2 separate regions of the Homo sapiens genome follow, and region 2 is linked to region 1. Evidence: chromatin contacts called from ENCODE Hi-C data. All regions are on one chromosome and are shown on one strand. Each heading gives the region's core, a stretch centred on a gene start or an enhancer-like site at or near the end of the contact. The rest is flanking DNA. Distances are from core to core; before and after follow the strand shown.

The links. Hi-C counts contacts between places; a loop is a spot of excess contacts on that map. Pooled maps may share reads with other maps.
Region 2: a loop to region 1 is called in a pooled map, with 2.0 times the contacts of the local background. The contact joins the promoter of FSTL5 here to the enhancer-like site in region 1. A Hi-C loop is called at or near these places in 2 of 37 single-sample maps with no recorded cell type and 4 of 50 pooled maps.

The regions. Positions count from the first base shown.
Region 1 is chr4:161,712,643-161,715,831 of GRCh38, reverse strand. All of the region lies in intron 6 of FSTL5 (follistatin like 5), which reads left to right. Among named protein-coding and RNA genes, the nearest start is that of FSTL5-AS1, 310 kb to the left of the region's middle. Within about 2 kb of position 1,636, at least 3 of the 41 ENCODE cell types and tissues checked have a DNase peak (open chromatin) inside an H3K27ac peak, as active enhancers do.
Region 2 is chr4:162,161,593-162,165,282 of GRCh38, reverse strand. It overlaps FSTL5 (follistatin like 5), which reads left to right and starts at 1,283. Exons shown (of 16, transcript NM_020116.5): 1 at 1,283-1,668. RefSeq lists an enhancer at 1,020-1,129.

The DNA.
Region 1 (3,189 bases), core at 387-2,886:
TGATTGGATGTAGAATAAGTAAGAAAGGAAAATCAAGGATGACTTAGAATTTTGCTCTAAACCCTTGAATGAACATAGCTTCTGTACATCACAGGAGGCTAAGGAAGGAGCAAGTTTTGTATCTAATATGTACAGATGCCTATCAGCATCTAAGTGGAGCTATTGAGATGGAACTTGGTTGTAGGAGTTAGGAGTTTAGAAGAGGAATTGGCTTTGGAATTATAAGTTCGAAACTTATAATTCTTTTACGGGTGATAAACCATGGAACAGGAGATAGTGGAGGGTGGAGAGCTCACATGCTTATTCTCAGATGTGAGTGCTGATTCTCTCCACTGTCTAAAAGTCAGGAAGATGAAAAGCACCCAGCAAAGGATATAGGCTAAATGATCACAGAGACTGGAAACAAAATGACAGGGTGTGTCATTTAAGAAGCCAAAAAGAGTATGTTATTAAAGACAGAACGATCCACTATTATCAAACATTTGGGCAGTAGACAAATCTGCTTTGATTTCTGAACTATGGGTAATTGCCTTTTTTTGTATATGAAATACATGGGCATACATCAACAGTATTGCATGGCTCACCTTAATATGCTTTCTGCACTTTGGTTTCTATGTTCAAATGGAGTGTAAAACCTACATATATGGTAAATGCTTCACAAGCAGTGGTTTTTCAGTATTTGTTTTTCTTCTTTTCCCTCACCACCCTCCTCCTTAAAACATGTGTTTCTCATCATAGCAATTTTGGCTCGATTCATAATGTAGCTCCTATTATTATTTTAAATAATCAAAAATTATTAGTTGTTCAAATATTTTATATGGTTTGTTTTATATAAAATAGTCCTGCTCTAAATTGAGTAAAACTTTAAAAAATTTACTATTTATTAAGTGAACTTCAAACTTGGAAAGAAAATATGTATATTAAGATTGATACTGAAATGCTTACTTTTCATACCTAGTACATATAGGATAGAGAAAATAACCCCAGGCTTTTATGAAAAAAATCTCAATTAATCTACTAAAAGCCAGCTGCACCTCTTTGCTTCTATAATCAAACCAGTGCAAAGTAAAGTTTATTTCTTTCTGAGCAAAAACAATGGCTTGTATGTAAAAAAATCCTTTAAAATGAGCTGGTATTTTTCTGTTTGCTTCTTTCTAGAAGAGATTGGTTAGTATGTAAAGGTGACATTGGGATAACCATAAATCTAAGCAGATGACAGTGTCAGACTGAAAGTAGGAAGCAAGGATCCAGTTAGCAGCACAGCAAATCCAGCTTAGAGAGTGAACATTCATTACAAGATAGAGGCTAATGGATTAGATTTGTTAAAGGATTAGGAGATTTGAAACCCATTTTTAAAATTATTTTTCTATTACTCACGATAGCTCTCACTGTGTATATTATTTCTGGAATGTTTTATGTCTGTATATTAAGTAGAAAATAGAAGCAGAATTAAATAAAATGGAGATCACTTTTAACCGAAACAAACAAAACTCATGATACAATACTCTGATGTGCATACTGGTTCTGAGTTAATGGAATATGAATTTCAGGTTTTGATTTACATTCTCCTTGTGTGAGAAAGCATGTCATGAAGTGACCTCAGATCATTCTACACACTTTAATGAGTTTCTGCATGTCCTCTGAGTCATCTAGCCAGATGGAAGGCTCCTGAAACAGCTCTTCACAAAGAGTGTTTTGAGAAAGGAAACAATTCAAAAAAGTAAGAATGTGAGTGACCAACAAACAGAAAAAGCTATTAGCTTACTAGTAAACAGTGAAAGAAAATTTAAAACAATGAGATTGTTTCAAATATCTACAAATATAATAGGTTTTAAAAAGTGGAAGCACAGGTTTCACACAGTTATGGGTAAAGAATACTAATTGAAAGTGTAAAGGGCATATTTTTGAGGAACAATGTGACAATAGATGTCAAAGAATTAGAATGCAAACACTTTAATAAGCAATTAAAAGTCCAAGTGGAAAAATGTAAAACAATCCAGTAGTTAAAATATATTACAGAAACCTATGAGGCTACAAAAAATGAAAATATGATCACAGAAAAATATGCCTATTTTGTAATGTTAAGAAAAAAATTAATTATAAAACACCATATAGAGAATAATGTAACTAATACAAAACCCTAAATATATGTAGAGTTACCTGTAGGGGTGTGTGTGTGTGTGATTTTGAATGGATAATAACTTTTTTGTCATTATTGTGTGATTTCAGGTAATACTTTTTTCATTCCTTCTGTAGGGCATGTACTGTTTTTGCACGCTGAAAACAGTTAAAGTGTGTTCTGTGAAAGACAATTTTTTGATTATATGTTGTACAACATTACCGTCTTAGAAAGTTATGGTGAACATTAGCTTTTCAAAGTAAAGTCACACAGTAGGAAAACACATTGGACCTTGTGTTACCCAACTTTTTCCTACACTACTTAACCAGGAAACTCCTGGTAACTTACAGCTGTCTCCAGTGAGCATGGACTGGGAAACACTCTTCTAGACACCTCCATTGTTTATGCAGTAGCCAGCACATTTCCAGGCAAAATTATTAACAGCATGTATATGTGTAAAATATGTTTTAGTATTTTGTTAGTCTGTCATGCTATTAGCTATTATTATTGACAATTCTTTTTGTAGCAAGACTAGAAAGGAGACATTCATTTAAATCACAAAGTTGTTTAGGAAGAGCTCGGACTTACCACCTGTACCTGGATTAATTAACTATGCCCTATACCTCTGAACACTTACTTTGTCTGGACATGGCAACTGTGTTAGTCTGTTTGTGTTGCTATAAAGGAATACCTGAGACTGGTTAATTTATAAAGAAAGGAGGTTTATTTGGCTCACAGTTCTGCAGGCGGTATAATAAGCGTGACACCAGCATCTGCTAGTCTTCTGAAGAGGCCTTAGAAAGCTTACAATCATGGTGGAAGGCAAAGGAGGAAACAGTGCATCACATGCGAGAAAGGGAACGAGAGAGAGGGGGGTGAGGGGTCAAGCCCTTTTAAGCAATGAGATCTCCAGTGAACTCAGAAAGAGAGAGAGAGGTGAGGGGTCAAGCTCTTTTAAGCAACGAGATCTCCAGTGAACTCATGGAGTGAGAACATACTCACTAATGTGAGGACAGCACCAAGCCATTCATAAGGGACCTGCCCCCGTGAGCCAAACCCCTCCTGCTAGG
Region 2 (3,690 bases), core at 34-2,533, 450 kb before region 1:
TGGAAAGCAATGTGTGAAATGCTATGACATTATTTGAATAAACAACCTTTTTTATTAAACATGCTTTATCCAACTTAAGAAAATTTAAGCTTAGTTTTAGATACCCACTTCTCTGTCCAAGTAAGTCATGATAGCTGTAGGTGGGACATGTGCATGGAATGTGAATAATCACCCTTCTGGATGATTGATTGCTTCAGTTCACTGAAAGTGTTTGTTTACAAGTTTAAGCAGTCTGTGGAATTTGGCATGACAGGCCCCCTTTCTCTTGCCTTCAAGGAGGCTAGAGCTTCACTGGGACAAGAAATATCACAAATACTGAGAGAATTGCTAAAGGCTATGTAAAGCTTCCAGCATAGCCCATCTTTCATAGAAATATTGATATAGTAGACATAATAAATATTGCATAACCTTCATAATTTTGGCAGTGGAAGTTGAAGCTGATAACTTTCACTTTTTATTATTTAATTTTTTTCCCTCTGGAATCTCCAAGTCTATACAGTTTGAGGATTTGTTTAAATCATGAGAATGAATAAGGAAGGTTCTGTAGGTTTTATAGGAACGCATATGAAGTATAATATATACTATGGAGCACTCGTATTTTTTTTCCTTAAGATTCTGTTTAGAAATGATGGTTAGCGCTGCAAGCTTTCACGTTTTCTCTCAGTGCTCAGAATTTTTTTTTTTTTCTTCCAGGCAAGTTTCTGCAGCAGCGACTCCCTCCAGAGGCTCCGTGAACCGAGGGAAGGGAGTAGGAACACCAAATACGGATCCGTTCAAATAACCAAATGGCAGGGAGAGGCAGCAAAGTTTGGGCAGGAAGATGAAAAGGATTGGAGATGTTTTCAAGAATGGTTGAATAGATTCATTCTATTTCTCCGTCTCCTCCCCACCCGCCTCCCACTCGGTCCTCTCCGTGCTCCACTGCCCCCTCTCTCCGCCCCGTCTTCCTTCCAGAGCTGTGCCCGCAGCGATCTTAGAGTGCGCAGAAACGGCAGTCCCCGCGAAGGCAAAGGCTCCAGCACCGTCAAAGCGTTTAGTTTCTACTGGACTGGTTGAGAATACATCCTGAAGTCCAAAGATGCCCACGCTGACGTTAAGCCTGAATTTTGTTGCCCCGATTGCCGCAGCTGACTCTAGCAGAAGCCCAGTCAAGGGGGCGGCCCCTCACCTCTCGGCGAGTTGATATGCAAAATAGTTACGTCAGATGGTGGGGGCGGGGCACCCCCGGGTTGAGTGGCAGCAGCTCCTGCCTAGGGAGGAGGAGCGAGAATCAGCCTGGTTCAGTGACTGAGACAAACTGGAGGTGAAAGGAGCTGGTACTGTCCACTGTGCTGTCGGTGCTGAACCTGAGACGCGAGCGGACCAGTTGCTCCAGCACCTGAAGGCAACGCCCTCTTGCACCCTCTGTGCCCTGTGGGACCCGCTTCACCAACAGGACCCATATCAACTTGACAAAGGAGTGTGGTATCGGACGTGGGAGAGAGTCCTCTGTTTGCCACCTGGGCGCTCATTCAGGCGTGACTTTGGAGATTTCTATAGTTTTAGACCAAACTATTTTTTTTTCCCCAGCTAAGACGATCTTTTGAGAGTTTTTTTTTTTTATTGTGATTTATATTTCCACAGCGTTTAGGAATCTTTCTGGGGGACTTTTGTGACTGTTAAAATAAGGTAAGAAAAATAATATTGTTATAAATGATTACAAGTGGGGGAGAAATACAGACTGCCATACAAAAATTTAAAAACAAGTTATGCTTATTTTTATAATTTGAAACTGGACTTTTGGCAATGATTACAAAAATATTTTAATAATTACTATTATTATTATTATTATTATTATTATTATTACAAGACAATCTGTTAGTGATTATGCACTAAATTCTAGAGGGGAAGTTGAGAGCTTTGCTTTTTGTGAAGTTGATGTCATTATGTTATATCTTGCTTTATAAATATAAATATTTTAGAGCAATACTTTCAGCAGGGTTCAAAGGATAGGAACCATTCCAGGAAACCCCCCAAATATATTAGCAAATGATGTTAAATAAATCAACCAACAAGTTGTTTAGAACAAATATAATCAAATAATTATTTGAATGGACTAGTCTCTGGTTAATCATCAATATTATTCCTATATCTAAAGCATAGACTTCAAAGTGCAGAGCTCTCTTAACATTTTTTGGAAGGGAGGAGGTAGGTATAGAAACATTTACATCATGCTGGGTCCATTTAGATGTGTTGTTATGCAGTAGATCCAAATAAAACTTGTGAAACTCAGTCTCTGAGCATTCCACACCCCAAGGTCATGTGTATTTCCAAGTTGGGGGCTGTTTGTTCTGCTGTTGACTAGCAAATGTCATCCCCTTGCAACCCCCTCAGGTTAGAGGTGGATGTAAATGGGAAGTTCTGATTTAATAATACAGTATTCGCTTGTATTATAGTCGCTTGTGCTGTTGGTAATTGAATGGAACTGGGAAGTGTGGGCTGAGAAAATGTCTCACTATTTCAGCAATGTTTAACCTCTTGCATGCTTAACAGAGAGCTTTTCTTTACTTAGAAGAATTTTCTTTTGAAGCTATGTTCCTTTTATCAATTGGCAGTGTGTTCTGAGTGTGTACAGAGAAAGAATTCAGTGTGGAAAACGACTGAACAATACTTCTCATAGTGAGCAATTATTAAATGATAGAAGTTATCCTGTGCTCTTTGTATTTCTTATTACTATTCATGACTTTGACAGGTGTGATGGTTTGCCTGATAAATGGAATTGTGGTCTCTCATTTATGTCATTTAGTAACATTAGATTAAGTATAAATGATGCCTGGAAAAGGACGGGGGTGGGGGATATTTCCTTTACATTCCAGAGAGAGAGAGTTTAGGTTGCAAGTAGATGTCCAATATTAATAGGAATGAGTTAAATATAAAGCTGTTTCGTACTTAATAAGTATTATTCAACTGAATAGAGCTATGCTTTTCAGCAGGCGTACACTAAGTTAGGTTTAAATATTTGTATATTTTAAAATATAAAATTTCTACTCTAGTTGCATTAGAGTTACTAGGATGAAGTTTAGCTTTAGAATTTTATGATTTAAACTAAATCCTCTAGGTAGAGATTTTTCATTGTATTTACTACACAGCCCTACAAGAGAGTGATTGTCACAAGCAATGCATATTGTTGCAAATACTAAAGGTCAAATGTAAATCTTTTGAAGTTGTTCACATGTTTTACCCTAAACAGATATTCTTTGTAGGATTCATGTCAGTCATGTGATCTTAAATTAAATATTCATACAAATTTTGAAAGCCTGGATTGGGTAGAGGGGCAAAAAAGAATATATAAAACACTGAGCTAGGAAGTTTATACAACATAATCTCCTTTAAATACACAGAGAATCATTCTTTCCACTACAAATTTTGAAATGTTCTTGTTAAAACTAATTATGTTGGTATAAATATTTAGGCTGTGAAATTTCTAACAGAATTATGGCTTATTTTATTTTCAATTTTATTTATTATCTTGAAACATGAATACATATCTTAATTTTATAACTTATTTGAAAGGCATACTATATATAAACATTATATTTACTCAAAATGTACCTAAGTGTGTCATTGACTTCCATTTGCACAAAGTTTTCCAAGATGTATGTCTTTATTCAAGTATAAATATTTACCTTGAACTACCAATATCTGGAATTC